Linked DNA regions of Mus musculus: region 1 is linked to region 2. A link is a loop called in an ENCODE intact Hi-C map of the cell type or tissue named here. Cell type or tissue: left cerebral cortex. All regions are shown on one strand. Links, peaks and the distances in the headings refer to the core of each region. The heading gives the core; the rest is flanking DNA.

Region 1 (2,918 bases), core at 198-2,697, 460 kb after region 2:
GAAACAAAGATGTTATCTTAGAAGGATATGTACACACATATGAAATATGAAACCACGATGCTGGGAAGTATATGTGTATAAAAAATGATCCTGGAAGGTAAATACATGTGAAGATGTGATCCTGGGCAGTATGTATGTATAAGGAATGATCCTGAAAGGTACACGCTATGAAGTCATGATCCTACAAGAGAAGGTACATATAGCTGTCCTTTGTTACCTTGGCCTACATCATAGTTTCCCCAAGACCTAAATAAAGATGAGCAGAAACAAGTAACCCTGGAGTTGTAAACTTCTAGGGAAGTTCTACAGACTATCATGGCGGGTGTGTATTAACGGATCAGTGGTTAGGCACTCTGGCTGTTCTTCTAGAGAACCCACCTGGCTGCTCACTGTAACTCCATTGCCAGAGGATCTCTGCTGGCACCAGACACAGGGGTGCTGCACAGACATGCGTGCGGGCAAATTGCTCATGTACATAAAAATAAAAAGGTGTTAATTTTAAATAATAATAAGATGACCACCTGGAACAAACCCCTGTGTGAAGAGAAACAGAAATGGTGGGAAGGGGACAGATGGGTAAGAAAGAGGCAGATTCGAAGGAAACCAAGATGTTTCTGAGCATCGGGTAGTCCAATTGTGATCTATCAACCATGCGGGTAGCTCTTGTGTTCTTGTCAAAGTCCCTGTCTCCTAGAGGAGACACAGTAACGATTTGCTCATATTTTCACCTTAAGATGCCAAAAGGAGCATAAATATCAGCACCAAGGTCTTTTTTCACAAGCCCTCCCCGTGCCTCCCACCCTCCCCACCCGTTTTACCCTACTGTCCCTCGCCTCAACCCCTTCCAGCAATCAGCTCCACTGCTCTGGGCTGATCAGGTTCTGACAAGGCCCCTCATCGTGGGGACTGTTCTCTAGCCTAACCTGGAGGTGATAGCCCCTTTGATGGTCTCTGAGGAAATGGCAGCCTGGTGGGGTGGAATCTGTCCTGCTCAGGCTGTGCCTGTCAGAGTCACATGATTTGGTGCACTAAGAGTGACTGCCTATCTTCTGGGCCTTTTGGGATTCAGAGGAAATTCCTGTTTTCCTTTCCTCTTTTTCCCTTCTCCCAAGGTACTCTAGAGCATGCACTGTGGATCATATTACACAAGCCAACAGTGCCACCTACTGCCCACATTTTCTGACTCCATCTTGAAGGAAGGCTTGTAGATGATCCATGAGGAGATAAAGCATTGGATCCTGCAAAGAATTTATTACACTCAAGAAGTAAACAACTCAAAGGCTTCAGGAAGTCCCTAAAACCCACCAGATTTACTAGGCATCCCCTGTCCCCAGCTTATATCAACTATAAGTACTGCTAAGGGTCATTATCAGGTAAGCTGAGCTGCCTGAAGGTTGTACAGTGCTCTCTCTAGGTTTCCAGCTTTCATCAGCTGAGTTACTTCTGCTTCTATAAGTAACCCAAATAAAGCTGTTTTGCCAGGTTGGATATTGGTGATATTTGTACCTTGGTCTGTGATATGTGTTTTTTGTTTGTTTGTTTTTTGTTTTTCGAGACAGGGTTTCTCTGTGTAGCCCTGGTTGTCCTGGAACTCACTTTGTAGACCAGGCTGGCCTCAAACTCAGAAATCCGCCGCCTCTGCCTCCTGAGTGCTGGGATTAAAGGCGTGTGCCACCACACCCAGCTAGATATGTGTTCTTATATTCCCCAAAATAGTGTCACCCAACAGTGGTGGAGGCCAGGGGTCAGAGGCGATCTGTCACCTGTATGACTGTATGAAGCCTCTCTGCTCCAGAGAAGGAAGAGAAGATCAGGCAGACACTATTTCTAAGTGACCAGAGGAAAAAATCAGAGGTCAGCTGGAAAAACCTAGAGTCAGCTAGTGTTCCCTCCCTTCCTCTCTCTCCCTCCTCCTCCTCCTCCTCCTCCTCCTCCTCCTCTTCCTCCTCCCTCTCTTTCTACCCCATGCAGACCCTTGTTAATACTGCAACCTGCTCCACTGTAAAAAGTTCCTGCCACTCATAAACACATAAAGTCATTTGTGCTTGCTTTTCTTTCTTTCTTTCTTTCTTTCTTTCTTTCTTTCCTTTCTTTCCTTTCTTTCTCTCTTTCTTTCCTTTCTTTCTTTCTTTCTTTCTTTCTTTCTTTCCTTTCTTTCTTTCTTTCTTTCTTTCTTTCTTTCTTTCCTTTCTTTCTTTCTTTCTTTCTTTCTTTCTTTCTTTCTTTCTTTCTTTCTTTCTCTTTTCGATTTTATTCTCCTCTGTATAAGTCTGATTTACCCCGGAAGCCATCAGGCTTGCTCCTGTCAAAGAAGGGCACCCACTCTTCCAGTCCCTCCATACCCTTCAAACCCAACAGAAAAATGCTGCCTCTCTCAAGTTCCATTCAGAGAAACACTCCTCTGGAGAGCTTCCTTAATCCCCAGCAGAGCCCTCTGACCATCTTCTGCTGAGGATGGGCTGAGATTCTCTCAGGAGTCTGGGATGGACCAGATCCACCTGATGAGTGATGGAGGTGGGAGTCAGGCTTCTAGAAGGAAACAATTTGAAAATGAAAGGGGTGTCATGTCCAGGACTGAAAAGACAGAAGGTAGCTTTGGAATCTTATCCTAGGCTAGTGCCTAGGTTAATAATGAAGAGAGACCAGGAACCAGGTCACAGTCAAATCCTTTACCTGGATGAAGCCTCCTGATAAACTAGGGCCGTGCACATTTTGTTACTAGTTACAGACTTCCCAGTGCTGGGTGAGGACTTGGGGGCGCAATCTCTGCAAATTCCTCAAATTTGGCTCCCTTCTGGAGACAAAATGTAGCCTGTGAAATACCGTAACTCAATACAAATGGCAGCATACAAAGAAATATCATTAAGTCCCACTTTATTAAACCCACCAAGTATTTTGGCACTGCAATAAAACACAGC
Region 2 (2,918 bases), core at 268-2,767:
TGATGGAAAGACACCTCTTGCTTATTATCCATCTTTGAAAAGTTATTTGTAGGGGTTTCTTTTAATTAATGGCAATATAACTAATTTGCTGATCCCATATTATTTATAGGCAATGATACTTTGCATACGTTACTCTCAGATATTCAGCACAAAATATTCAGAAAATAAAATAACTTTCATTTCAAAGAAATGGAAGAAAAGCTTGTTCTCAGAGTCCTGGACAACAGCAGTCACAGACTCCTGAGTCAAAATGTTTTCCTAAGTGTCTCAGATGCTGTTGTAATGCGAAGCTGACCTATACGTAGTCTTAGCCTTTACTTTCTTCATTTGTAAATCATCTGAGTGATTTCTGTCTTGTATCTTTATGAATCCAATAGTATCAACACTTGAAAATTTATATTAAGATCACATTGCATTGCTTAGAAAGATATTCTAAAAAATAATTCTAGGAGATACAACACATTTTTGGAGTAGAATTCCATTTTAGGACTTGAAGTGCCAGTGGATTTGGCTACACTTTTAGGGATTCCAATGTAATCTTCAGAACTTAAAACTGAAGGACTATAAATTCTAACATACATTGGAATACACTTAGTATATTACATTTTTTTTCCTTCTAGAAATAGTTTCTTCATTTCCAGGAACATTGTTTCCGGACAAGAATTTATTTTAAAAAATGAATGTATTTGTTATAATGTACAAGCAGCTTTATATAATTAATTCAAGCTGTAAATATTTATGAGATCATCATCCCATAAAAAAGTAATATGTGAGTAAAATCCTACCAAAAAGATGAAACACAGGACCTACCATTCAAGGAGGGAATGCCTAAGCCAGAGTAAACTCTCTTAAGTTTTAACAAGTAACTTTCAAGTGTCATGACATTTTTACACAACTTTCTGTGCGTGCGTGTGTGTGTGTGTGTGCACGTGTGTGTGTGCACACTTCCCTGACCTTTCTCACGTACCTTACTGGAGGACCTGACCAAGATGAAGGTAGTAAGGCATCTGCCTCAAGGTGAAAACTTCAAGAGACACTTAGAAATCAAGATTAATAATATTTTAGTGCAAAAAAGAAAAAAAGAAAAAAGAAATCATGTGCTGAAAAAAATATTTTAGTGCTGGCAAAGATTAAATTTAATGGGAAAAAAAAGATGCGGGGGCAGGTGCTTAGACATTAGGGACAACACAACAAAAACCCTGTTAACAAGTGAGTCTCATCAGACTTGCCTACCAGCAGTTTGACCCATGAGCTTTCAGATAGAGCGCTTCTGTATGCATCTGTAGAGTCCTTTCTGGCCCATTGTTTTTTGATATGAAACAGAGCAGAGTCAACCCTAGATGTACTCTCTGCAGTCCATTACCAAGGTGATAACACCTGGCCTTTGCAAACAGCTGTCCTAGTATGGCAGGTTTGTGTGTGTGTGTGTGTGTGTGTGTGTGTGTGTGTGTGTGTGTGTGTGTGTGTGTGTGTGTGTGCGTGTGTGTGTGTGTGCGCGCGCGTGTGTTCAAAAATGAGTCAGGTGGTCCCCAGAGTCCAGTGCATACATCCAGGTGAGAGAGGCAGCTGCATGAATGAACTGAGGATAGCTACCAAGACAGTGAGCAGAAGCTCCTATGTCCTCTCAGACTAGCATTTGATATCTGCCACCTTCAGGGACTTAAGTTGGGAGAGCCAGGGCTCGTACCTCTGGGACAGGTAGGGAGTCACATAGTCTGGAGCTGGAGAGGCTGTCGTCGCAAGGTGGCGGTCCTTACACGCGCAGCGCGGGGATCGGGATTGTGTGCAGCTGGAGCAGAGGCTCTGGCTTCTACGTTGCCAGAGCAGGGATAGCAGCCTGTGAGTTGCAAGAGGAAAGCCGGCAAGCAGGGAGGGTTGTCAGAAGCCAGGCAGGACACTGAAGCCACCCAAGCAGCTGCTGCTCTCTTTATAGAGTTTCTGGAGCCCAAAGTGATCATGGCACGGGTCAACGGAGCATTCCTGGATGCGTTGCTGCTTCTGCTGCTGCTGTCTGTTCAGACCCTGCCCCTAGTAGCAGCAGGAGATCCACGTAAGTACAGCAAAATGCTTAAAACTTGCTCTAGGCTATCTGGAAAACTTTGCATTTAATTCCTGGTTTAATTTGAATCCGAATAGCAGAGCATAGGGCTGGTGAAAAATAAAAATGGGGTTTCAAATAAACCCTATTCAGTTGCAACCTGAAAAACTAAAATTTATTTACGATAGACTTTCATCTTCTGAGAGGGTCTAAAATACATAGTGTGTATTTGAATTTATTTATATATCTGAATAATCACTAAGGGGGTGAATGTTTCATAAAAACAGAAAGACCCATGTGTTAGGAATTAATTGGCCAACACTATCATTTATTCCCCTTGAATGGAACAATTTCCAGGAATTAAGTCCATCAGAGAAATGACTGGCAGGCATTACATCATCCTGCATCAGTTTAGCTGCTACCAGCATACAGTTTTGCAGACCTTGGTAGCTTCAGAGTTAAGATGCTAATTAACTCTTAAATACTGCAGGGATGGAGCAGCTATAGATCAGCCTAAATTTTATAGGCCAAATTTGGCACCCTGCTCAAATTGCTCAGAGGGGGGGGAAAACACGTGGGTATTCTCTTCACAGAACAGGTTGTTTCTAATAGTAAAAGTTATTGTTTAAAGACAAAACTTTGCTAGTCATTCTCTATGTGTCAACATTTACATTTAAAAATTTTGTCACGGAGTGCTGTGTTTCTGATTTGGCAAAAATCTAGCATGCTTTTATTTGTAGAATGGTCAGTATTTTAGTGGAGTAATAATAATCCAGATAGTACAGAAAAACCCAATACTTTTATTTTTATCTTTCACGAAAATGTAAAAATATGCCTCAATTAAAATTCTACTGATTTAATTCAGCTATGAGTTTAGAAT

What was found. Peaks named below come from ENCODE experiments on the same cell type or tissue, not always from the same donor. Only the 100,000 strongest peaks of a DNase experiment are listed, where the experiment ranks them.
Region 1: a loop joins it to region 2, with 10 times the contacts of the local background. A loop is called at or near these places in 7 of 42 quality-filtered maps.

The regions. Positions count from the first base shown.
Region 1 is chr13:64,441,713-64,444,630 of GRCm38, reverse strand. No RefSeq gene overlaps it. Among named protein-coding and RNA genes, the nearest start is that of Gm31218, 6.3 kb to the left of the region's middle. In left cerebral cortex, for the core only: a CTCF peak has its summit at 1,182 (motif pointing left); a DNase peak (open chromatin) is centred at 1,159.
Region 2 is chr13:64,902,879-64,905,796 of GRCm38, reverse strand. It overlaps Cntnap3 (contactin associated protein-like 3), which reads left to right and starts at 1,909. Exons shown (of 24, transcript NM_001081129.1): 1 at 1,909-2,050. The coding sequence starts at 1,957. In left cerebral cortex, for the core only: a CTCF peak has its summit at 1,741 (motif pointing right); a DNase peak (open chromatin) is centred at 1,794; H3K4me3 peaks cover 813 bases.